Linked DNA regions of Homo sapiens: all the other regions are linked to region 1. A link is a loop called in an ENCODE intact Hi-C map of the cell type or tissue named here. Cell type or tissue: Caco-2. All regions are shown on one strand. Each heading gives the region's core, and the rest is flanking DNA. Links, peaks and the distances in the headings are about the cores only. Region 1 holds the start of LOC124901750 (a long non-coding RNA gene). Region 2 overlaps LOC124901750 (a long non-coding RNA gene). Region 3 overlaps CALD1 (caldesmon 1). Region 4 overlaps LOC124901750 (a long non-coding RNA gene).

Region 1 (5,969 bases), core at 403-5,402:
TAAGGAATACTAGAATTGCAAATGTAACACAGAACTAATATGGCACGTGAGATGGAGAAGGTCCAATCCAGTGATATCTGTAGAATGAATGAATTAACGACTGACTGAATATGCATATTTAAGGAAGGTGCTAATGGTGGTCACAGGCTTCCCTCATCAACCCCAACTTATAATTGCATTTTAAAATTTATAAACCATTAGCCAATAATGGGAGACAGTTAGCTAGATTCCCGGAGTCTCTCATAATAACAAATGTCTTTATATTTATAATTTTGTAATTCTGTGTGAAATCAGATTCAAAATCATGGTATCATATACTTATGGGAGGAATTCTTTGAGGAACTTGGAGAAAATACTCCTAGAAGAGCTTCTTCATTAGGGCCCAACATGAATGCAGTATGTTTGCATTCATTCTCGTCTGCATCCTGTGGATATGGTGAAATGCTTTCCCCCAAACTCAGGATGCCCCATTCCATGATATATCATATTTGGTCATTAAAGAACAGGATTCATTATTAACATTGGCCTTCTTCACTGCTCTTTAGCAAAGTGTTTTCAGCCAAATATATTAAACTAGTCAACTGCCCTTTTCCCCTGTCAGTAAAACAGCCAGCATCCTGAAATCACAGCTCATTTGTACCACATTGGCGTGAATATTCAGACTTCATTTGTCTCTAGCTCTTAGAGGCTGGTGTTAGAGTGCGTGATGGACATTTTGTTTTGAATTAGCGAAAGGGAGGAGGAAAGAAAAAATCCAAGTTATAAGTTTGGGCTAAAATATGTTTCAGGGAATGCAGCTCTGCCTTTTCCTCTAGGAAACGTCTATTAAAAAAAAATCCAGATTTAATTTGGCATTAAGTTGAGCCTGGGATACAGAGAATAGTAGGAAGGAAAATGTCTTAGGGCTTTTTTTTTTTCCCCAGACTGTTTGTTCTGCTTAAGTCCTATTTGAGTACTGTTGCACGGCGTGGTATGAGATGTTCACAACTTAATCCTGTTAGGCATCCTAAAGCAGAGTTCAGAAGCAATTGAGTCTGTGTCCTGTAACTGTACAAATGCTATTCCAGTTGGAACCTTAGGAAAGGCTTGATAGTTTTTGGTTCAAAGCTAAATAGCACAATCATTCTTTTCTCTTTACTTGTGTACTCACTTGCGCTTATGGGGAAAAAAAGCCTGGAAAGGAGTTCTAGACAAGAGCTCCTGGCACCGTTGTGTGTTTTTCTCCCTGCTGTATCCCCCTTCTCAGCACAGTCTTTCTCTGTCAATGGTCATGCCAGGCAGAAAGGTGTGTTTTCATGGAGGTGCCTCTTAAGACCAGGTGCAATTCCCTGGCCGGGGAAACACGTTTATTTGGGCAAGGTTACTAAAGCTGCACGTGGTGGTGTTGGAATGTCCTCTACCCTCTTTACTATGGAGGTTTCCAGAACGCTGGGAGTCCCATGGGACCTGTGACCTCGTGTCCCCTCAATCCTTAACCAAATCTGGACTATGCCCAGGCTCATTGTGGACTTTTCTTCTCATATCTCATGACAAGGACCCTGAGAGTGGTCTCCTTGAGAGGAGACTCCCAGGGAAGGGAGTGGATTCCAGACCTTCTCCCATATAAGCCTAGTTCTACAGCCACTACTAAAAACCCACAGGAAGGAATCTTAGTTTAAGAAAGATCCCTTCAGATCCTACTATAAAAAGCTTGGGCCCACCTGAACCAAAGGAGACTAAGGACTTTGTCAAGGTTTCCAGGGAGGCTCATTCTGCAAAACTCAAGAAAAGAAGAAGAAAATAAAAACCCAAGCTTCTCTTTCCACTCCATCTGGAGCTTCGACTGACTTCAAAAATACTGGCCCACAGTGGTTATAAAATCTCCCATTCGAAAACAAGGGCAAAGCCTTCGAAGTGCTTACAACTCAAAGCACTTCTTTTACGTGCTCATAGGAAAATGATCTTTCTCTCCAAGCCCACGAGCTGACTGAAATTAATGAAACACAGTCGGGAGGCACCTATGTTGGCCACTGGCCATCATTCATTGGAACACCCCAACTAGACCATTCATGGATTGCAAAGGGTTTCCTCTTGCTTTCAACATTTCTCATTTGATATAATTAGTAATTTGCATAAAATCACTGACCCAAGTGTCACTGACATTTTGGGTACCTTCGAGAAAATGGGCATCTTTTTCCTGGCTACTCCAAGAACACAAAGAGGAAAGTGTGGAAGTGGGTTCTTGAAGAAAGCTGGTATCTCAATGTACATTTAAAACAATTGGGTGAGGAGGGGGAATAAAGAAATGCAGGAGGTGGCTTCCAGATCTCTGATAGCCTCTTCTGCTCATAATCAGAAAATCACCCTGAAGCTCAAGGGTTTCTACTAAGGAAGGAGAACTAAGGGAGAGAGAAGAAACATAAAGCAAGGAGAGAACTTAAAGGAAAAGAAATAACACTTTGGAAAATAAAAGAGAGATGAATAAATACCTTTACCCCTTTTATTTGCATCATGCTAGCAGGGCAAATTAGGGAAATTCAGCCCAGGGGTAAATATGGCTCCGTGAGAAATGACATTTGATGGTGAGGCCTAGAGAGGGGAGGCTGGTAATGACTGTCAGGGGCCATGGCCTGGCCCCTCCACTCTCTGGTCTGGCAGGGAAACCCTAAAATACTGCCAAAGCTTATTCTGGGGAACAGGTGGAGTGGGACAATCAGCAGGGGACAATGGACAAAGGAGGGAGTTCAGGGCAAAAGAGGCACAGCCCTCCACCCCTATCTGGGGCCTTTACTGACTAAACAAGATGATGCTCTGTGACCATAGCGTCACAGCCACCTGACCCTGAAAACGACCTGCCTCTGTCTCTTTGGTCATTAAGGATTCTCATCCTGGCCTCCCCTCCTGTCCATTCTGATCAGCTCTGATTGGCTGATGAAGAAAATGGGCCCAAAGGAAGTTTGTCTAAGATTCCCTGAGCAGGCAGCAGGGGAGTTGGACAATGACCATAGGTGGAGTTAGCTAGAAGGGAGCAAAGGTGGGTAGGAGAAGGCTCACAGGAATGGTTTGGGGCATAGCCCCCAAAAGACAGGACAGAGAAGGAACAAAATAGGTCCAAAAACACTAGGGGAGAAAAAATAGACACACACATTAGCTCATCTACATGTTCTCACACAGCTTCATTAGAAGTATCGTGCAGTGTTCTTCCTCTTGGACGGGTCCTTCTCCTGTTATCTAGCAGGAAAAATTTCCATACACAATTTCTGATGGAATCTTTAAGCCACTGCTCCTCTCCCTCTACACAGTCTTCCTTGGTGGCCTCATTCATTGACACACTGCTGCTTCCTGCCTGTAGGTGGTGACTGTGAACATCTCTGGTTCTCACCTGACCTTCAGACCTGCATATGCATTGTTTTCTAGACACATGCCCTTGCATGTCCCACAGGCTTCAAACTCAGTAAGTCCCTCTTGGATCCCCGAACAGTTTTCTTGTGGAAAGGCCACCTTAACTGGGGCATGCTTGTGCTATTTACTATTTCCTACCTCTGGGAGAAAGGTAACTCTCCTGCTATTAGTCAATCACACCTTTCTTTCAATTTTTCTCCTCAGCCTTAACTTATTTCTACCTGTCTTGGGGGGCAGGAAGTGAGGAGAAAGCATCTTTAATACTCATCATTTGGAGACAGTCTTAAAGCAAATAAATTGCAGGTTCAGAGGCTGCATCTAATCCTCTTTCCATTCATTCATTCATTCATTTAATAAATATTACAAAATGTCTACTGTATACAAAACCTCCTCTAGTGCTATGAGAGATGTAAAAGGCACACTCTCTGATTTCAGAATTTATAGAATGTCATAGGGAAATGAGAGCTGTACCCAAATGATTATAATACACTCTAAGAACTGCAGATGCTCTGAGAGTAATGTAATCGCTAAAAGAGTTCAGGAGGGGAGAAACAGAGGGAAGCCCACGTGCAATAAACAAAAAGTCAGCATATTAGAGAGGGAAAATGATGGTGGCAGCATTATGGGCTGAATGGTATTTCCCCCAAATTCATACGTTGAAATCCTAACTTTCAGGATCTCAGAATGTAACCGCATTTGGAGATGAGTTCTTCAAAGAGTGATTAAGTTAAAATGAGGTCTTTAGGGTGGGCCTAATCCAATATGACTGGTGTTTTTACAAGAAGAGGAAATTTGGGCACAGAGAGAAAGACACCAGACAGGTGTGTGCCCGGAGAGAGGACCACGTGAAGACACAGGGAGAAGGTGGCCATCTGCAAGGAGGGCCTCGAGAAATCCACCATGCCAACACTTTGATCTCAGACTTCTACCCTCCAGAATGGTGAGAAAAGAAATCTCTGTTGTTTAAGCCACCCAGTCTGTGGATTTTCACTATGGTAGCCTGAGAAAACTTGCATGGGGGCAACAGATAGAATTTTGAAACAACAATTGCCTGAGTGGTGTGCTGAACTCCTGAAGAACTTTTCTACCTACTGGAGCCAAGCTCAGCAAAACTGTGAATGAGTGAAATGCCCTTTGGTTTCTCCATCCTCTAAAGTGGAAATCCCCTCTTTCACCTCCCTAGGTGGTCCTTGTTCTGGTAGAAGTTTTCCTCCCAGGTGAGAGAGATTTGTTGAAAGTGAGGGGTACTTAGCACTCCTGAGATCACCAGTGTTTGCACAAAGGTGAGCTTATTCACCTTGGAAGGCTGACTCATGTTGTCTTTATTGATTCAAGTCACTAGCATTTTTCACAGGAAGTGAAGACTTCATGATTGATCCAGGACTGTTTTGTGAAAGATATTACATTGCAGGAAACATTTAAAAATAAAGCAAAAAAAAAAAATCAGATTACAAAACAGGATAAAAGACTTGATAGATCCTTCAAAACTTGATAGATTCTAACTGATTAATTAACTGGCAAGTAAAGTAGGAGGGCCACAGCAGAAAAACTGGTTTCTCACAGTGCATCTTCAGATGTAAGAATTTAGAATATCAGGCACAGAGGCTGTGTAATTCCTAAGAGCAGAGCCCAAAGTATTAATAAAACATAAACTTTACTCACAGGTCAGCAATCAGATGTCTGAGCCTTCTGGTTGGTCACCAATCCCTGTGGAATTTGATTTGATGATCTTGAAATGTTCCAATGATACCTGGAATAAAAGGAGGATGGAAACATAATTCAGTTGAATGAATTTTAGCTAATACAGACTATATATTTTCAAATATCATTTCTTCCTCAAGTACTGTTGTTAGTTAGAATCTAAAGGGAGAAGTAAGGCAGGGGTAGAAATAGCTATTGTGCATTTGCATTTTAAGGAAAATACAGTTATCGCAAAGTCCATCCATTTATTCTGAATAAATTATTCTGGAGAAGGAGGTATAGTTAAGACAAACCCAGGGATAGTATCTAATTGCCAAGTTTCTTTTTCACTGCTCCCAATCCCCTCAGTAATTTTATTTCAAAATTTGAGAATGAATAAAGGGAAACTGAAGGAAGAAAATGTTATAAGTGGAAAACTTTTTTGGTCTGTAGTGTCTATGTATGTCCATGAACTACCTTGTTAGTGAGACAAAGACAGAAAGGCTTTCAAGAGAAAACATAAAATGAATGGCAGAGTCACTAACAGTGGAGTTTGTCTTCAGATAATCTCTTTCCTTTCTATTTTCAGATTTAGGGTCTAAGGGCCAGAGAGTTGCTAAAGCTCTTACTCCCTGTTTAAGATCTTTCTCTCCCATCAGTTACCTCGCAACTTCAAATAGACGCCCGGGTGAACCATTCCTCCCTTGAGCCCTTTAAGCCATAGCTTTTAATGCAGTGCCCGACACACAGATGCTGGCTGCCCTGGCTCAGAAGCAGTTGCCAAAGGTCTCTGCAGGGAAAGCTGAGTCTAGACCGGAGGTAGTAAGGAAGGAAAAGGCCCAAGATGAAGGAAGACGGGAAGGGAGCTGGGCCCTGTTAGGCAAATGAGCCTGTCTTCCTCCCCGAGT
Region 2 (5,969 bases), core at 672-5,671, 210 kb after region 1:
CAAAAGTTCTTGAAGGAAATTAAACTCTAGGGAACACACAAATGATAAGAAAGTGAAACAGTGTTATTGCTGATATGGAGGTTTTAGTGGTCTAGATAGGAGATCAAGCTAGCCACAACATTCCCTTAAGTCCAAGCCTAATCCAGAGCAAGGCTGTAACTCTCTCCAATTTTATAAAGGCTGAGAAAGGTGAGGAAGCTGCAGAAAAAAAGCTTCAAACTAAAGAGAAAAAAGTTGGAAGCTAACAGAGGTTGATTCATGAGGTTTAAGGAAGGAACGTGTCTTTATAGCATTAAAATGCAAAGTGAAGCAGCAAGTGCTCATGTAGAAGCTGCAGCAACTTAGCCAGGAGATCTAGCTAAGATCATTGATGAAGGTGGCTACACTAAACAGATTTTTAATGTAAATGAAACAGCCTTCTATTGGAAGAAGTTGCCAACTCGGACTTTCATAGCTAGAGAGAAGTCAATGCCTGGCCTTTTCTTATCTTTCATGGCCTTGATATTTTTGAAGAATAGACATTATTTTGTCAAATGTCCCTCAATTTTGAGTTCGTCTAATGTGTTCTTGTGATTGAACTCTAGTTATGCATGTTGTGTGAGACTACCATGAAATGATGCTATGTCCTCACTGCATCAAATTGCAGGGCTCATGATGTTGATATCTTATTACTGGTAGTGGTAACCTCGATCACTTGATTAAGTTGCTTTCTGCCAAGTTTCTCCCTGGTAAAATTACTGTCTTTCTCTTTGTCGTCAATATTTTAGGGAAGGTATTTTGAAATGATTCAAACTTTATTTCGACTCAAACTTTCACCCACTAATTTTAGCATCTCTTGATGGAGGATGTCTGCAAGAGTTATTATGGTGGTATTTAGTGAAGACTTTTTGTGTTTTTCTTTCATTTTACATTTATTAATTCAAATTCTATCACAAGGAAGAGCTGTCCCATCTCCCCTATTTATTTATTTATATCAGTATGAATTCATGGAAGCTTATTATATTTTATGGTTTATAATCCAATACTATACTGTTGACTCTTGAATACCATGGGAATTAGGGCCACTGACCCCCATGCAGTAAAAAAATCCACTTATAACTTTTGGCTCCCAAAAAATTTAACTACTTCCAGCATACTGTTGGCCAGAAGCCTTCCAGAAAACGTTATCAATTAATACATATTTTGTATATGTATGATATACTGTATTCTTAAAATAGACAAAATAAAATGTTATTAAGAAAATTATAAGGAAGAGAAAATATGTTTACTATTGATTAAGTGGAAATGGATCATCATAAAGGTCTTCATCATCGTCGACTTCACACTGAGTAGGCTGAGGAGGACGAGGAAGAGGAGGTGTTAGTCTTGCTGTCTCAGGGTGGCAGAGGTGGAAGGAAATCCATGTGTATGTGGACCCTCACAGCTCAAACCCATGTTGTTCTAGGGTACACTGTATTTATTTTGCTGCTCTGATTGTTCCAGGTTTGGCAATTAGGAGCTCCTTAGTGATTGGCTGCTGTGTTTTTGTTTGTTTTTGTTTCGTGGAGCATTTTCTTACTCTCTGGCACTACAAGATATTCCAAGATCATCTTGTTTATTACTTGCCCTAGCCCTGGAATCAGCTATTTCTCCAAGGAAGCTGGTTCCTTTTATTGCAGAATGGTGTTTGAAAACCAAAATCTGAGCATTAGGTGTGAAATTGGCTAAAATTTCTGACAATTTCATGTTGGTGAGAATGCAAAGTAATAAGCTCATAGGAATTGGTAAAACTAATTTGGAAAACAATTCGGCATTAGCTGTAAAGTTGTAGGTAAGTACACTTCATGAACCAGTAATTTCATTCCTAGGTGAATACCTTGGAGAAAGTTTGGCATATGTACAGCAAGAGTCATATACAGCTTTGTTTATGATAGCACAAAACTGAAAATCACCCAAAAGCCCAGTAGTAAGAGAACAGATGAATAAAATGGAGTACTGTAAGCTGTGAAAATGAATGAACCACAGCTATACACATCAACACGGATAAATCTCAGATACATAATTTTGAGCAAAAAAAAAAAAAGAGAGAGAATGATTTCATTTACATAAAGTCCAACAATATGCAAATAAATAATGTATATATTTGTAGGGATGCATAAGTGATAAGATGATACAACTAGAACGAAAAGGAAAATTATTACAAAATCCAGGTTACAGGTTGGGTATGGTGTGCAGTTGGGCTTCAGAGATACTGGTAATATTTCTTAGCTGAATGGTGGGTTAATCACATTCATTTTATTTAGATCATATATATGTGTGGAATATTGCATAATGAAGAAGGAAGTGAAGAAAAAGTAGGGGGGAGCTAGGGGAAAGGAAAGAAAATATAAAGAGGGAAGCAAGAAAAGAAGGGCAGGAAGGACACAGGAAGGGAGAGAAGGAGGGAAAGAGAACCAAAAGAGCACTCCTGTATGTGCTGTGGTCTTCGGATCCGGTGAAGTTCAGATTGTGACACCAAATATATGTGTGTCTTTAGATGAGCCACTAAACTCTAATAAGCCTCAGTTTTCACACCAGTTAAATTGGAACAACGTGCTCTGGCCTGTGTAGTTCACACTGTTATTGTGAAGATAAAATGGAATATTTACATCTATTATATTTATACCTATTATATCTATATAATAGCACTTCAAAAAGTGTCCTACAATGTAAAGCAAAAAGAAAAGTAATACATCAAGTTATCATCTTGATTCCTAATGCCAGATATGGTGTATCTCGATATTTACATGTAATTTCATATTCAGTGACTATTTAACTTACATCCCAGTCCTTTCTCAACTAAAATATAAAGAAGAAAGCAGACATTTTGCTATGCCTTTCACAAAGGTTAGTTTGCTCTTCTGACAAAATTTATAGAAGAGCAGCTTACCGAAAACATTCTGAACTCTCAGGCTGTGGAACCTGAGGTATTTGCTCGTTCTGGAAGGGTAATGTTGGTCTGCTCTCTGGTGGTCAGAGAAGAAAGCACATATGAAGGGGTTGTCAATCCGGTCTCAGTTTAAAAAAATACATTAATAATCAAGATAGCAGCTACCATAATTTATTATGTGCCAGGTTCTGTGCTAACTACTTAGTTCTCATTATCTCGTTTAGTCCTCACAACAACCCTGAAAGATATACTACATCACATTAGCCTCATATTTTTAGGTGAGAATTTAGGGTCACAGAGATTTGAATTAAATGGCCCATGGTCACCAAGTGAGTGATGGACAGATTGCCTCCTCAGAGGTGTCTGTGGCCAAAAGCCCACACTCAGCATCCACCTCAAATGTCTATTGGACAACTGAGATCTCCTTAGAGATCTTAACATCTTGTGGTACTTTAATTGTCTCATTGTCCCTCTTCTTTACTTGGAATAATCATCTTCCCTGTATTTTGACCAGACCCCAAACTGGCTACTTCTAGCCTCCAACTTCTCTAATTACTGACTCTTTATCTTTTGCTTGCTTTATCTTCTATTCTATTAATTAAATTAATTAATTGATTCTTTTATATTATGTAAATAAATAGTATTTACACCATATAGTATTTACACAATAGAATATTTAATATTTAGCTATTCTTTAATTTCTGAAATAAAAACCTACTTGGGCACAGTATATTTTCTAAATATACTGTTAGATTCAATTGTTACATGTTTTATTCAGGATTTCTTATCTATTTTTATTTGAGAGCCTGGTCTGTAATTTTCAATGACTGTTAGATTGTAATTCTAGGTTATTCTAACCTTGTGAGATGAATTGCAAAAGTTCCTGGTTTTGATGCTTTGACATAATTTGGATATCATGGAAATGATCTACACTCTGAATGTCTGATAGGGTTTTTTTTGCATAGTCATTCAAGCTTAGAGATGTTTTATAGGGTAGATCTTTTCATATGCTGTTCACCACCTCACCTTTTCCCTGACCTCTGCTGCTAGCTGGTCTATTCCTGTTTCTTATCTCTTCTTGAATCAATTTTGTTAATTTGTGTTTTCTGTATAATCAGCCATTTCATCTAGATTTTCAAGTTTATGGCACCAAAATTTTATGTTGTATTTTCTTATAATTTTAAAATATCTGTTTTCATTGTACTTATAACCCTTTTGCTATTCAGGTTGCCATCCTTTCTTATTGACTGCAGTAACCTCCTGACTGGTCTCCCCACATCCACTACTTTTCTCTGTGTATCTACCTCATCTTTTATCATTCCTTGCTGAATCCATCTATAGTCAAATAGAGCTATAAGATCTTAACTGCAAACCCACACATCAGAGAAAGCTATTGAAGTAGCAAGGTGGTTGTAGTCTCTTGCTAGCAGATCTGTACTACAAATCACAGCTGGGAGCTGTGGGACAGAGTCCTGTGCCCATTCTTGGGTATCCAGAGTTGTCATTATGTCACTTTCATCTCTAGCTTTTCACACACACACACACCCACACAGACACATATGTACACTTGCCCTTCACTGCTCCCTGCTGTACCCAGCCTAGCTGCATCTATCCAATATACCCTGCCTCCATAGCTCACCTCTGTTACTGGAGGAAGTGAGGAGGTGCTGTATAGGTTATCTTGGAAAAAACAAGTACAACACCTGATGACCAAATGGGAGTCCACAGTGCTACAAGCAAACCTTCAACCATGTGACAACCTTCACTAAACAAACCACTAAAGAAACTCCAATCCAGTTCTACTCAGGCCCACTCTGAAGGGAGGTGGATAAATCCAGAGATAGCAGTCAAATCTTGACTGCTTTAAAACTACCCCCAAATCAGCAAAACATATCCACCTTTTAGAATTTCAGACCCCAGCCTGACTCACCTCATGCATGTACACCTCTCTTTTTTCTCTTAACCTCTTTCATCACATATTTACCATTTATAGCTCTTAGACACCATGACTTTGATGTACAAATCAGCTCTTTCTTGGCCTCTAGCTAGAGCTGCTTTTCATGTTTAATCCTGAGCAGTATTCATCCTTAGCAACTGAGGAAGTTGAGCTGTATACATACACAATGACTGTGTCCTTACAGTATGAATTATTTTTTTAAACATACAATTGAGGATGTATAGTCATAGAGAATGTGCTTCTTTCAACAAACAGGTTATGTATGAAGTAATCAGTAAAGAAGAAAACAATTGAATCCAAATAGAGTATTTTTTCTCCTTCTTTGTGGTATGCAATGCCATATACTTGAATAATTGATATTGACTCAGTTCAGTGGTGTAGTGTGATATAATACGCAAGCATGGCCTGGAGTCAGGAGACTTTAGTCTACTCCTATGATCTGTTACAGTGGCTGTGTGACCTCAGGATAAGTCTACACGACCTTGACAATCATTTTAGCATAGTAGTTTTGGATCCCCAAAAGTGCATAGGTGCTTATTCTTTGATGAATAAGCAATATGAAAGAGATACTGTCCTTGTTCTCAAGAACCTTATTATTTTATGAAAATACTACTTATTTTAAGTAATTAACTATAAGGAAACATTTTCTCTCTTTTACCTTTAGGTGTCAAGCTCTTCTAGCCCCTTTTACAGTTAACTTTTCTCCATGTATTTTGCTATCTTTCTAGCCCTCAGAAAAATAAACATGGTATAATCATGGTTTAAGAAACTAAACCAAACCAAACCCTGTTACCCATGGTTTATTATTCACATCTCACTTCCTTTTTTTTCTTCCAAAGTCAAAACCTTCAGCGGATATAGAGAAAAACATTCTATTCCATTTACTGCTAGGATTATGATGGACTAGATAGAATGACTCTCCCACTACAATATGACTGAAGCCTGGATGAATTTCAAATATAATTTTTAAAACACTGCTACTGAGACATTTATTCCTCCTGATGCCAAATACATGGTGTCTTTTCCAGTATCACTTCTCCAGCTCTCTGGACACCAGCTGAGTGTCCACTCATTCAGTTCAGTTCTAACACTAACAACCCAGAG
Region 3 (5,969 bases), core at 494-5,493, 95 kb before region 1:
GACCGGCAAAACACATGCCTATAGAAACATCTATGGATTCCACTAGGTGTCACTCAGTCTTCATTTTGGACAATCAAAATGTCCGTCATTAGGGACTGGCTAAATAAGTCCTAATACATCCATCCAGTAGAATCTAATATCATTAATTATAGGCTTATATTTATTGGCATAGAAAGCAAGCTATGACACATTCTTATGCACAGTGCAAGAATCAATGTAAAATTATAAGTATACTCACACACGTATATACTACATATAAATATACACACGTGTGTGCATTTATCTTGAATATTATATACATAGATAAATATCTGGAAAAAGTGTTACTGCTAGTTATCTTTGGGTGGTGGGTGCTTATTTTTATTCTTCTATTTTCTGAGCGTTTTTATAATGAGTATTTTTTTCTATAATCGGAAAAAATCTTTTAATTTCTACCTTCAAAAATAAAAAATCAAAAAACCATTTTGCACTTTCTATAAAACCCTTGGTATAATTTGCATCGCTATATCTTGCTCATTGAATTGAGATTTTTATGTCATGTTTTAGAGAAAACGAGTTACAAGAAAATGCAGATATCAAAGGGAACAGTAATTAAATCACACATAAGCAGCTATGCTCAAAACAGGAGCAAAAGTTTTGTTCACACCACCTCTGCCTATGTGCATGACCTCAGCATTAGGGTGCCACTTAATGTGGAAATCGTTCCATAAAGTTCTTTCTCCCCGCACCCCACCCCCACCACCCTACCCCCGTCCTTGGCTTCCTTAGGTGTAAGTCAAGATGAGTATCAGGCCTTTGACCATTAAGAACACAGCTTGTTTTCAGTGAAGCTGGTAGGTACTAAACTTACCTAAATAGAGGCTAGGCGGATACTCTCTTCCTCTCTCCTCATTTTATATGTATATGGAGCAAAACTATACTTCTCTACTTCAATCAGCGTGAACTTCTAATTGAAACTAAAACTCACATACGTTGGTGGCTAAACAAAAATAAATAATATGGTAGCAGCTTGTTCCTGTATTTTTTTTTCCTGCCCAAAATAGAAAAATTAAGGCCAGAGTCACACGTAAGTGTTCTTAGCACTTAACTTGTCACCATCTCTTGTGACTATTCCTTTCTTCGAATTACCCAGCTTTTTGGATTTCTACACAATAGGCATGTTAATTATTAATTTGAGCTTTGAAGCTTGTTGGCAAGTTTGCTAATTGTTAAACAGACTTTTTTCTACTGACAGATTTTCTTAAACGTTATTTCTCTTAACAAAAAACTTATACCTTAAAAGAACCTTATGTTTACAAGACATCTTTTAAACTATTAAAAAATAGTAATATTAGGTAATATTCATTGAACACTTTTCATGAACCTAACACTATTCTAGGGCTTTAAAACATTAAACTACAGACACTTCAGCAAGTTTTAGACTCAACTTACCAACCTGAATCAACTCGCTTTGTAGATTTTCTATGAATGTTCAATAAACTTAATTTTCACATCTATTCTCTTGGCAATCCCAAGTAATATCTATAGATTCTACCTTTCTTACACCTTCATCATTTTATTTAGATCTTTTATGTACACCTTTTCTTCTGTGAGCTTTAGGTTCTCCTTTGGATAAATATGAATAGGTTTCTGCTTAAATTTACGTACAAAAAAATTGTTTTGGGGCAACCGTATTTATCCATCTTAGCCTCTTGGATGAGACTGAAATATCCATCCCTAGTAGCTCCGCCTGCTTTTGAATATTACAAAGGCTTTGGTGTGAGGAGCATGTCAGATTTCTCCCTCAAACCTGCTTGATGACTTTCTTATTTGAAGTGTTCAGAAAAACAGGGTCACTAGGCAAGCCTGCAGCCAAGGAACAAGCCCGGGGAAATCCACATTGCAGGGACCCAAGACTCCTCTCCGGCACATCTGGCACAGCAACCAGTGACAAAACAGAGGTTGGAATTTGGCCCCAGTGGTTGGAGAGAGTGTTTTGTGGGGAAGGAGCACAGGAATCACGTAGCCAGCCCAGTGTCTGCACCTCAAGTTCTTCTACAAAATTGGTAGAGAGCTCTCAGGATTCGACTGTATTTAGAAATGAGGATTTACCTGAATATACTGGTCTCGTCTGTCTGATAATCAGTTGCCCAGATTTTCAGTTTGATGGGGTAAGGGATTATGTTGAGGGGAAAGCTCAAGCTATACAAGAGAGTTTTTCCAAACTGTATAAAATAGAGCAGTAGGTCCATACCTCTCACTCCCTCTTAGAGACTTCCAATGAAAATGAACATGAAGGGCTCTCAAAGTCATGTGGTAAAGAAATCTGAGGAATTTAGCTTAATCCAGTGTTTCCCAAGTATTTCGCCACAAAACAATCTTAGTCTTATGCAATATTTATTTACAACCTTTAGAAAATGCATTCTTGAAAATGGTACTGAGAAAGGTCTCTTAGGAAGGTGGTCAGACCATATAGAGAATCATTGAATGACATGAATCCCAGTTATAATGTTTTCTAATACACTAATCTCACAAAAGGTCAGTGAACAAAAACATGGATGCCAAGCATGATCTGCCTTTCAAAATAATGGGAAAAGCAGACTAAGCCCTGTCTGAGCGATGACTGCTGGTCTTCTGTTAGTGATATAAGAACTGGACCTGCTGACTGAGTATCTCTAAGACAATGGCTAATGACCTCACAACAAAAGCATGCTGCCTGCTTAGCACGTTTCTGTCTGGAAGCACAGGATGGGAAGACTGACTTTTTTTTTTTTTTCTTTGCATGTGAACACAGTTTCTATTAACTAGTTGCTACTTCTTACCTGAAAGTATTCTCAGTATGTTTAAGTTTGTGGGTCATGAATTCTCCATTCTGCGACTTAACTTCTGTAAATCCCTTCTTTCGATCCATGAAGCTCTTAACTTCTTCTTTGGGTTCTTTGTCCTTTTTAATCTTTTCATCTTTGATCTAACCAACAGTACATATCAGGAAGAAACAGAACAAGAAAAATCTTATTAGGTTTTGGTTGGTATCATCAAGTAAGACCCAAAATTGTTAGGAAGGCAGAAAACTCAGAAAGAAACCACTCAGATGTGGTAGAGTTGGAATCAGGTGAAATTCTTAGAGAATGAGCTATGGTCCTTTAGCCTGTGAACAAACACCTTTACCACAATTTTAAGAAGGTAAGATCATCCCTGATCTCACTGAGGTTTTTATTTTCAAGAGCAGTGGTAGTACTATTGTTTGGAAACCACTAAGTTCTGGGAACTTCATGTAAAAGTAGCTGTTTGCAGTTCCCACTGGGAAGAGCAATTATTAGGATGGCTTTGATGGAAGAATGACCACGTTGCTTAGACAGGTTTCTTCCTGGATGGTGAGAGAATCTGTGAGAGAGACACAAATGGGAAAGAAAGAAAAGGAAACCTATCAGTTTAGCTAGATCTGCCAAACCAACTCTGGCGAAGACCAGTATTTTAATCAACTGAGTAAATTATGTCCCAAGGATGGGACATTTACTAACCCTACCTTTAGTAGGAGGATCCAAAGATATGTGGGGTCTGTGAGAACATGTCTGTAGTCATCTAAACCATTAAAGTTAGAATGGAATAGGAAAAATTCCAGGGTTTACCTTGATTTCCATTGTCAATAAAAATTTAGTTCTCTGGAAGTAGTTTTGTGGTTGTGGTGGGAGACATAGGAAGATGATATATGGAGGGCAGGTGTTAGCTTTCATATTTTGTGCGTTTTGTGTTTCTTTCAGTAAGTGAGACAGATTATTTAAAAGTATACTGAATTTACATAGCTTTTTGTGGGGGAGGGGGTAAAGGAATTCAAATCACTTCACTTATATCATCTCATCCATTCTTAAAAGATGAGTGTGAAAACAGGTGAGGTGCATTCACGATGGTTCTTTTCAAGACAGTTACAAACCATGAGCATTCTAAAGAAATCCAGAGGAAAGGTAGGCCATAAGAACTCAGGACTTTAGGTGTTGTGGCCTAGGAGGTTCTATCCTGACCTGATCACTCACCTCTTCTCACCTATTCTTCAGATACTCTGTGAAGATTTACTCCTAAAGTGCATTTTTTTTTTTAAGAGACAGAGTCTTGCTCTGTTGCCCAGGCTGGAGTGCAGTGGTGCGATCTCAGCTCACTGCAGCTTCCACCTCCCGGGTTCAAGGGATTCTCCCGCCTTAGCATCCTGAGTAGCTGGGATTACAGGCATGCAACACCACACCCAGATAATTTTTGTATTTTTTAGTAGAGAATGGGTTTCACCTTGTTGGCCAGGCTGGTCTCAAACTCCTGACCTCAAGTGATCTGCCCACCTCGGCCTCCCAAAGTGCTGGGATTACAGGTGTGAGCCACTGCACCTGGCCTAAAGTGCATGTTTTACAAAGCAGAGCACAGTTTTTTGCTCTTTATTGATAAGTTTTAAGTCATTTGATTGTCTTCTTTGGGTATTATCTGATTAATTACTAGGGATTCACTTCTATGCTGCCCTAATTAGTTAAGACTTCAATCTTTCACCATGGGGTATATACCTAGGATGTCCCTCGGACACACTGAAAATGGGGGCTGTACTTTGCCATTCTCTGCAAGAGCTTTGTCTGTAAATCAGGAAACCTGACTTTTGGCTCCAGTGCTGACAACAAACTAGTTGTGTTACTTGGACAAATCACTTGACTGCTCTGGGATGCTGGTCCCAAGTACGTGAAAAAATGCGGTTGGACCAGATGATTCCTTCCGAATTTTTCATCCTGTCATTTCCCTCTTGGGTCCTCATGGGTCATGAGAGGCTACAGAAAAAAGGAGCAAGCTCATAGCCTGAATGACAGCTTCACTGTGGCTCCCTGATGGCTGTCCTTGCCCAAGAATATATCAGTATTCACTGGACAGGAAGGAGGAAACAAAATATATTCTCATTTTGGCCTATTGTTGTTAGACTTAGCCCCAGAAACCATGGACTGGAGTTTATGTTCTAGTTAAGAAGCATCTGTGGCTCCAAATGTGAGGGAAACCCATTTTAGGGATAACCATGAAATAAATTCCGAGTAGGAGCTCACGGTCTGTGGAGCACTACGCATGGAGACATTCCCTTTAACTCATTTATCCTATGTTGCAGTCAGAAAAATTTCCATTCTCCCCAAATGTATTATATCTGATTTACTGGTCCCAAAAGTGTTTAAAATAGATTTGTAAGATGATACATGTCTAACAGAAAAAAAATCCCCCCTTTTTTCAAGCTCTGCCTTTATTGGCAAAGGCTATAGTGGATGGCAGGCTTATATTCTTTTTGGAAAACCTTAGAAACCTTGTCAATGTAATAATGACGATTTGAGTTCAACTGAAAATTATTTTCTCTTTCTGGGAAATGAATAAATAAAGTAATTCCGTAGAGCCTTTACATTTTTTTTTAGATGTTATGGCAGATTTAACCCAAACTCATGGGATTCTGAGCCCCCTGGGAAAGGCATTAGATCTTATAGGTCAGACTGTTACCATGGAGAACGTCCGTGCTGAAGGATTAATAGATAGCCGGGTATCCTGAAAAAGTTTGTGTGCTTCATACACAGATAACATTAGCATACTCATAAAAAAGGCTCTGGCCAAATGGGATCATTTGGGTTTTGAAACTCTAGATATTTGGGATATCCAGTGGAATAATACATGGGGATGAGGTGGGGGATGGGAATTCAAATGACAGGCCCTTGTGCCAGAGAGACACTCAGAAAGTCAAGCAAGCAAGAACTGAGATGTGTCTCGAGCATATTTTGCATTATTTGGTTCCAGAATAGCAACAAGAGCTGGGTGTAGCTACTGTTTCTCAGGCTGGGTTTTACGTGCTTTTGTTAGCTTCATAAGCCCCAAATCCTTTCCTGGGTTCAATTTCTATAACATGGACGTCTTCTAGACTCCTCGCTACTACTGCAAGTTTGGTCCACGGACAACATGGACCTCATGGAATCAGATTCTGCATTTAATAAGAC
Region 4 (5,969 bases), core at 259-5,258, 120 kb after region 1:
TTTCTAGTGACAACAGTGGCTGAGGAGCACCAGATGTGGAGTGATGGTGACTTCAGGGGTGAGCTGTGACGTCCAGCATTATCCTCACTAGATGGGCTCTGGAGCAAGATTTTAGCTGTGGTCCTGGCTGCTGCCAGGCCTCATTTGTCCCTGTTCAATTTCTAAGCCTGGTTTTGAAGTCTGTGAAATACACAATACCCTTTTATTAAATGCTTTTTCTGCTGAAATCAACCACATCTGTTTGAGTTGTTTGCAATTATAAAGCCCTGACTAATACAACTGGTGATACAAATTTTTTTTTTATGGTGATGGCTAGAACTGCCAGCTGTCTGCCAATGTTCTCCTTTTTGTCCTTTTGTAACATAATTCTGTATTTCAGCTGTATCCCTGGCAGCATCCGTGTCCTGATCTTTATATATATATATAATATATTGTATATTATATATCTAAAGCTATATAATATATATTATATATCTAAAGCTATATAATATATATTATATATATAAAGCTATATAATATATATTATATATATAAAGCTATATAATATAATATATAAAAAGATATATATTATATTAAGTTATATACATATAATATATAAAGATCAATTAAGATTATATATGCTAATATATTAATATATTCTTATATATTTATATATGCTTATATAGTTATATATGCTAATTGTATTATCTGAGTCTTTTCTGAATCAGTTTCAGCTGATTTTTCTTCTCCTTATGTGTTGTATTTCTCAGCTTTTTTTGCATGCCTGGTAATTTTTGGTGGGATGTTAGCCATTGTGGATTTTATCTTGTTAGGTGCTGAATAATGGTGTATTCCTATAAGTATTCTTGGGTTTTGTTATAAGATTCAGTTAAGTTACTTGGTGTATTAGTCTTCTAATGCTGCTGTAACAAATTACCCAAATTTAGTAGCTTAAAACAATAGAAATTTATTATTTCACAGTACTAGAGACCAGAAGTCTGAAAGCAAAGTGTCATCAGGGGACCCCATAGAGGTTTTAGAAGAGAATTCATTCCTGACCTCTTCTAGCTTCTGGTAGTGCCTTGGCCACGTCACTCCAATGTGCCTCTGTCTTTGTAGCACCTTCTCCTCTGCGTACATCTAATCTCCTCCTGCCTCACTCTTATGATGACACTTGTGGTGGCATCAAGGGCCCAGCCAGATAATCCAGGATGTTATTCTCATGTCAAGATCCTTAAGGTAATCACATCAGTAAAGACTCTTTTTTCAAATAAGGTGACATTTATAGGTTCCAGGGATTAAAATCCAATGTCTTTGGGCCACCATTCAGCCCATTGCCCTTGGAAATAAATTGATCCTTTCAGGTCTTGTTTTCAGCTTTGTTAGGTGGGACAAGAGCACTGAAGAGTGATATTTGTCAAGCACCAACTGTTAGAATTGGGGGTACCACAGAATCTAAGGGTGATATTAATGCTATACATGCTCAGGAAATTGAGGAATTGCAAATCCTGCCCTAAATCACCCACTTTTGAAAAGCCCTTTGAGAGAGAGATGCATACAAATTATAAAACAGACAAAGTGACACTTCGTTTTCAGGATGGTTTGGATCCCACATGGAATGTAGAATCCAGGGAGATAGGTTGAACCCATGGACACCTCCTTTTGTTCCATGGATGACAGGCCTGAGGAGAGATATCACTGTCAATTTCTGCACTAAGATCCAGAAATATTGAATTAAGGAAAGGCTTACTTTGAGGCCTTGAATAGAGCTAGTCTGGGCTGTCCACATAGGTACTCAGGCCAGGGCTGTGGCCCTGGAGAATGGTGTTTGAGGAGTGAAAGAGATTACAGTTCTTTCTGGCTGTCAGGAGCAATCCCTAGGCCACCTCATGTCATCATTCTCAGAAATTAAATAGAAAAGGGAGGCCACAAGAAGAGGGGGTTGACTGCACCCACCTCTTGGCTCCTAGACACAGGGAATTAGCTGAAGCTTTGCAGAGGAAGAGAAGGATGCAGAAGCCAGCCTCCTGGTTAGGCACAGGACCTTGTTCTCAGCACACTGATGTCCCCCTGGGTGTGAATGGCTGATACACGTTCTTAAGGCCATCCAACCTCAGAAGAGGAGGGAGAGGGCAGTAGAAAGGAGGAAGGAGTATGGAGCTCCCCCTGGAGGAGTGCTGGCTGAAGCATACTGGATTGTTCTAAATTCACTTTCCTAATCTTCCTCTGTACCTGTTTCACAAGCAATGAAACTGAGGCTTAAAGAAGCTAAGGACTTTGGGAGACAGTGTGGTATAGAAGAATCGTGGACCTTGGAGTCAAACAAACCAAGAGTTCTTTAGCCAGCTACTGACTATATGATTTAGCTAAACTATTTTCATGTGCTATTGTAAAAATAAAGTGAAATCATATTGCATATGCAACACTACCATCAAGTCTGGCATACAGTAGGTGTGCTGTAATCTTAGTTATTTTTCCTTTCTTTGTCCAAGGTCACAGAGTCAGTCCACAGCTGGAGGAGCTGAGGTTCAGACTTATATCTTTCTGAGCTACAACCCCAGGCGCTCTCCCCTCAGTGATGCCTTTCTCTCAGCTTCCCCTGAATATTAAACCTAGGTTCCCTTCTCAAAGGCCTTTCCCAGCTAAGCTGGTTAATCTTCATATCCAAGAAACAAGAAGATGGTTGCTAAACAACCCCTTTTTAGGGCTAGAGTGCCTTCCCTTCCCTAAAGTGTATTCACTCTCACCTCCGGAGAAATATAAACACGCCTTGGTGAGGGGCTGGAACTCGAAGCTGGCCAGGCTTGCCCTTTCCCAGTGATTCTTCAGGCTCACAAGGGAAACCCTTGAAGGGAATCCCTCTGGGCAGCAAAGTCCATCCCTTTTATGGACAGATTCTCCTGCTGCCGCATAGCAAACCCTGAGCAAATTTTTGGCATGCAAGAGGCCCCACATCTTTTTGTCTAAAAGGCAAATATGCTTCTCTGAATTCATAACAGCAGCTCAGTTTTAAAATATTTTTCAGATCCCATTGAACGCCTCCTCTATCCAGGCTTTTCTCAGACTCAATAAACAGTAGGATTCTAAAGCCAAGAGAATCCCCCTACTTCCAACATGATTTTGTCCAACTGGCTACCTCTAAACTAGGCTTTCTCAACCTCAGCACTATGGACATTTGGAACAGGTGCATTCTTTGCATTGTGGAACATTCAGTAGCATCCGTGGCTTCCACTCATTATGTACCAGTAGCACCATCCCAGACTGCCCCCAAAATTGTGACAGTCAGAAATATTTCCAGACATGCCACATGTTCTCTAAGAGACAAAATCACCCCCACTTGAGAACACTGCTTTAAACAGACCTGGAATGAGGTTTAAAACTGGTTTTGAGCTTGCAGTTTTCTGCAAAAAAAAAAAAAAAAAAAAAAAAAAAAGTTACCTTTTCTACTGTACTTGACAGCTTGAGTCATTAGTGAATCAAATGGGAATATTGGGGGTATTGAGTATGGCTGGATTTAAGGGTGCCAAGAGCAGTGGTATATAGCATGATATTGAGCACTACCTTATTTCTAACTCAATTAATGTCAGGACAAGAGGACCAGGGTAGGGCTCTGAGCCATACTAACCCTAAACTACCCAGAAGATAGACAGAATTTTCCTAAGGGATTAAAAATCCTAGGCCAAGATGCAGAAACTGCAGAGAAACTTCAGATTACCCTAAATGCCCTTTACATATGTGATCTCATTTAATCTGTGATATGCCTCGAGGAGGTATAACAGTTATATCTTTTTACGCAAGAACTGAAACTCAAAAAGATTGAGTAATTTATCCAAGGTCGGTCAGCTGATAACTGATAGAGATGAGCTTCATACTCAGGCTTAGCTGTGGGGGTGATAGTTAATATTAGAAACCAATCCGTGTTAGTGCTTCCCTTGGCTGGTTAGAATCCTGGTGCCTCTGGAATCACTACAACCCCAGGCAGCTGGTAGGTCTCATCCTGATAGCTCTCATTCTAGAGCAGCTGGGCTCTCTGACAAAGGCCTCTGGAAATTCAGCCCCAGAAGTTAACTGTGAGTCCCATTTTCCTAAATTCAAAGAAAAGCTGACTTGCCTTTCCACTATATATCTAATAGAAAAGGCCTCCCAGCAGGGACTGTGGGTAAATGGAAGTAAAAGGATAGCAGAAAGGAAAGGTGGAGGGGGTGGAATAAGATGTAACAAAGGAGTGAGAAATAAAACTACGGTAGAGGCCAGGCACGGTGGTTCACACCTGTAATCTCAGCACTTTGGGAGGCTGAGGTGGGCAGATCACGAGGTCAGGAGTTCGAGACCAGCCTGACCAATATGGTGAAACCCTGTGTCTACTAAAAATACAAAAATTAGCCAGGTGTGGTGGCATGCTCCTGTAATCCTAGCTACTCGGGGAGGCTGAGGCAGGAGAATCGCTTGAACCTGGGAGGCAGAGGGTGCAGTGAGCTGAGATTGTGCCACTGCACTCCAGCCTGGGCGACAGAGGAAGATTCCATCTCAGAAACAAACAAACAAACAAATAAATAAATAAATAAATAAATAAACAAAATCGAACTACTGCAGAATGCACAGCACAAAGTTGGAAAGATGAGAACACTAAAATCAAAAGATTAGAAGAAGAAGAAAAGAGAAAAGAGAATGGTGAAAGGGTAAGAGAGGAAAAAAGTGGCAAAGAGAAGAGAAACTTGGCCGGAGGAAAGGAACAATAGAAGAGAGGGAATCTGCTCCAAAGTCATCTTTGTGGCTATTGACTCCTGGTGAGCTTTAAATTTGAACACGACCTGTGAATAACCGGCAAGGTGTCTGTGCACAAATCATACAGTAAAGACTTCCACGTGTTAGGATCCAGCCATTCTAGGATATTCACTTAACTAGAATGTTTTAGCTGTGCTCTAGCTTTAAGAAAGAGAAAAACCATCAGAGGAAAAAGCTACAGTCAGGGAATGAAAAGAAAAACCCCACCATAGATCTTCAGGGTAGAGTCACACTTGCTTAGAGCCAAACGGAAACCCCATCACAAAGTATTGAGACTGCGTTCCATAAATTACACAGCACGAGCTACCCCACTACTATCAAGTCTTACCTATGTGATGAAAAATATTCTTCAAGTACTGACTCCAAATCTGATAGGATATTGTGGTTACCATATGTTGATCATTTACCAGTATTCCTACAGCAATAATGTTGCAAGGAATACCATCATCTCCATTGATGGAGATGGAGACACTACCGCCAAGAAGGGTGGAATAACTGGCCTGAGGTCACACAGCTAGTCACTGGGATTGGCTGTAGACCCCCTCGGTCTTTCCCCTAAACCACATCCACCCTTCACCCCCCCACCTCCCCTAAACACACACAGCCATGGGGTTGTATTTTTTGCTATAGTAGAACAGTAAACCCAGTAAACTGTTCTACTATAGCAGTAGAAACCAGCAGTAGAACAGTAGAAACTGTTCTACTATAGTAGAAACCCAGGAATTCTAAGTTTTTTAATCCACAAAGGCTGAAACAAAATCATGCCTTGTGCTCAATTCATAGAATTGCAGAATTCCAAGGCTGGCAGGACTCCAGGGTCATGAAGTACCCCATCCTTTTTTTTTTTTTTTTTGCAGATGACTTAAACCAGGCTCAGTGAGTTGAAAGGCCCAAAGTCACTGCAGTTAATCAGAAAATTAAATTAACTGAAAATCGCCGTTCTTGAAAATATCCTATTCCCAGGCATTTTCTTGCACCCCTAAGGGGAACATTCTTCTCTTCCAGAGGGCTGCTCCACTGCTCTTGCCACAACTGTGGGGGACACAGGGAGGCCACAGAGCCTCCTGTTCCAGCGGCCTATAGCGAATATCAGGAACAGCCCCAGGCTGTTGGGCTACAGGTAGGGAGAAGATTCAGAGGGTCTGTTAGGCAGACCACAGCTTTGCTAAGAAGTTACATGGCAAACACCAAATCACCAGTTCTCA

What was found. Peaks named below come from ENCODE experiments on the same cell type or tissue, not always from the same donor. Only the 100,000 strongest peaks of a DNase experiment are listed, where the experiment ranks them.
Region 2: it touches region 1 in a loop (10-fold over the local background); 7 of 110 quality-filtered maps call a loop at or near these places.
Region 3: it touches region 1 in a loop (6-fold over the local background); 3 of 110 quality-filtered maps call a loop at or near these places.
Region 4: a loop joins it to region 1, with 2.4 times the contacts of the local background. A loop is called at or near these places in 3 of 110 quality-filtered maps.

The regions. Positions count from the first base shown.
Region 1 is chr7:134,843,046-134,849,014 of GRCh38, reverse strand. CALD1 (caldesmon 1) reads right to left here. Exons shown (of 15, transcript NM_033138.4): 2 at 5,044-5,131. It overlaps LOC124901750 (a long non-coding RNA gene), which reads left to right and starts at 5,131. Exons shown (of 2, transcript XR_007060537.1): 1 at 5,131-5,969. RefSeq lists an enhancer at 2,811-4,010. In Caco-2, for the core only: a CTCF peak has its summit at 3,373; a DNase peak (open chromatin) is centred at 3,344.
Region 2 is chr7:134,630,158-134,636,126 of GRCh38, reverse strand. The region is part of intron 1 of LOC124901750 (a long non-coding RNA gene); the gene reads left to right. Among named protein-coding and RNA genes, the nearest start is that of BPGM, 14 kb to the left of the region's middle. RefSeq lists an enhancer at 1-81. In Caco-2, for the core only: a CTCF peak has its summit at 3,021 (motif pointing left); no DNase peak of the experiment used is centred there; H3K27me3 peaks cover 115 bases.
Region 3 is chr7:134,938,070-134,944,038 of GRCh38, reverse strand. CALD1 (caldesmon 1) reads right to left here. Exons shown (of 15, transcript NM_033138.4): 7 at 2,802-2,947. Among named protein-coding and RNA genes, the nearest start is that of AGBL3, 45 kb to the left of the region's middle. RefSeq lists a silencer at 5,925-5,969. In Caco-2, for the core only: no CTCF peak of the experiment used is centred there; a DNase peak (open chromatin) is centred at 2,678.
Region 4 is chr7:134,720,978-134,726,946 of GRCh38, reverse strand. The region is part of intron 1 of LOC124901750 (a long non-coding RNA gene); the gene reads left to right. It also overlaps a transcript of CALD1 not described here. Among named protein-coding and RNA genes, the nearest start is that of CALD1, 56 kb to the left of the region's middle. In Caco-2, for the core only: a CTCF peak has its summit at 2,151 (motif pointing left); a DNase peak (open chromatin) is centred at 2,116.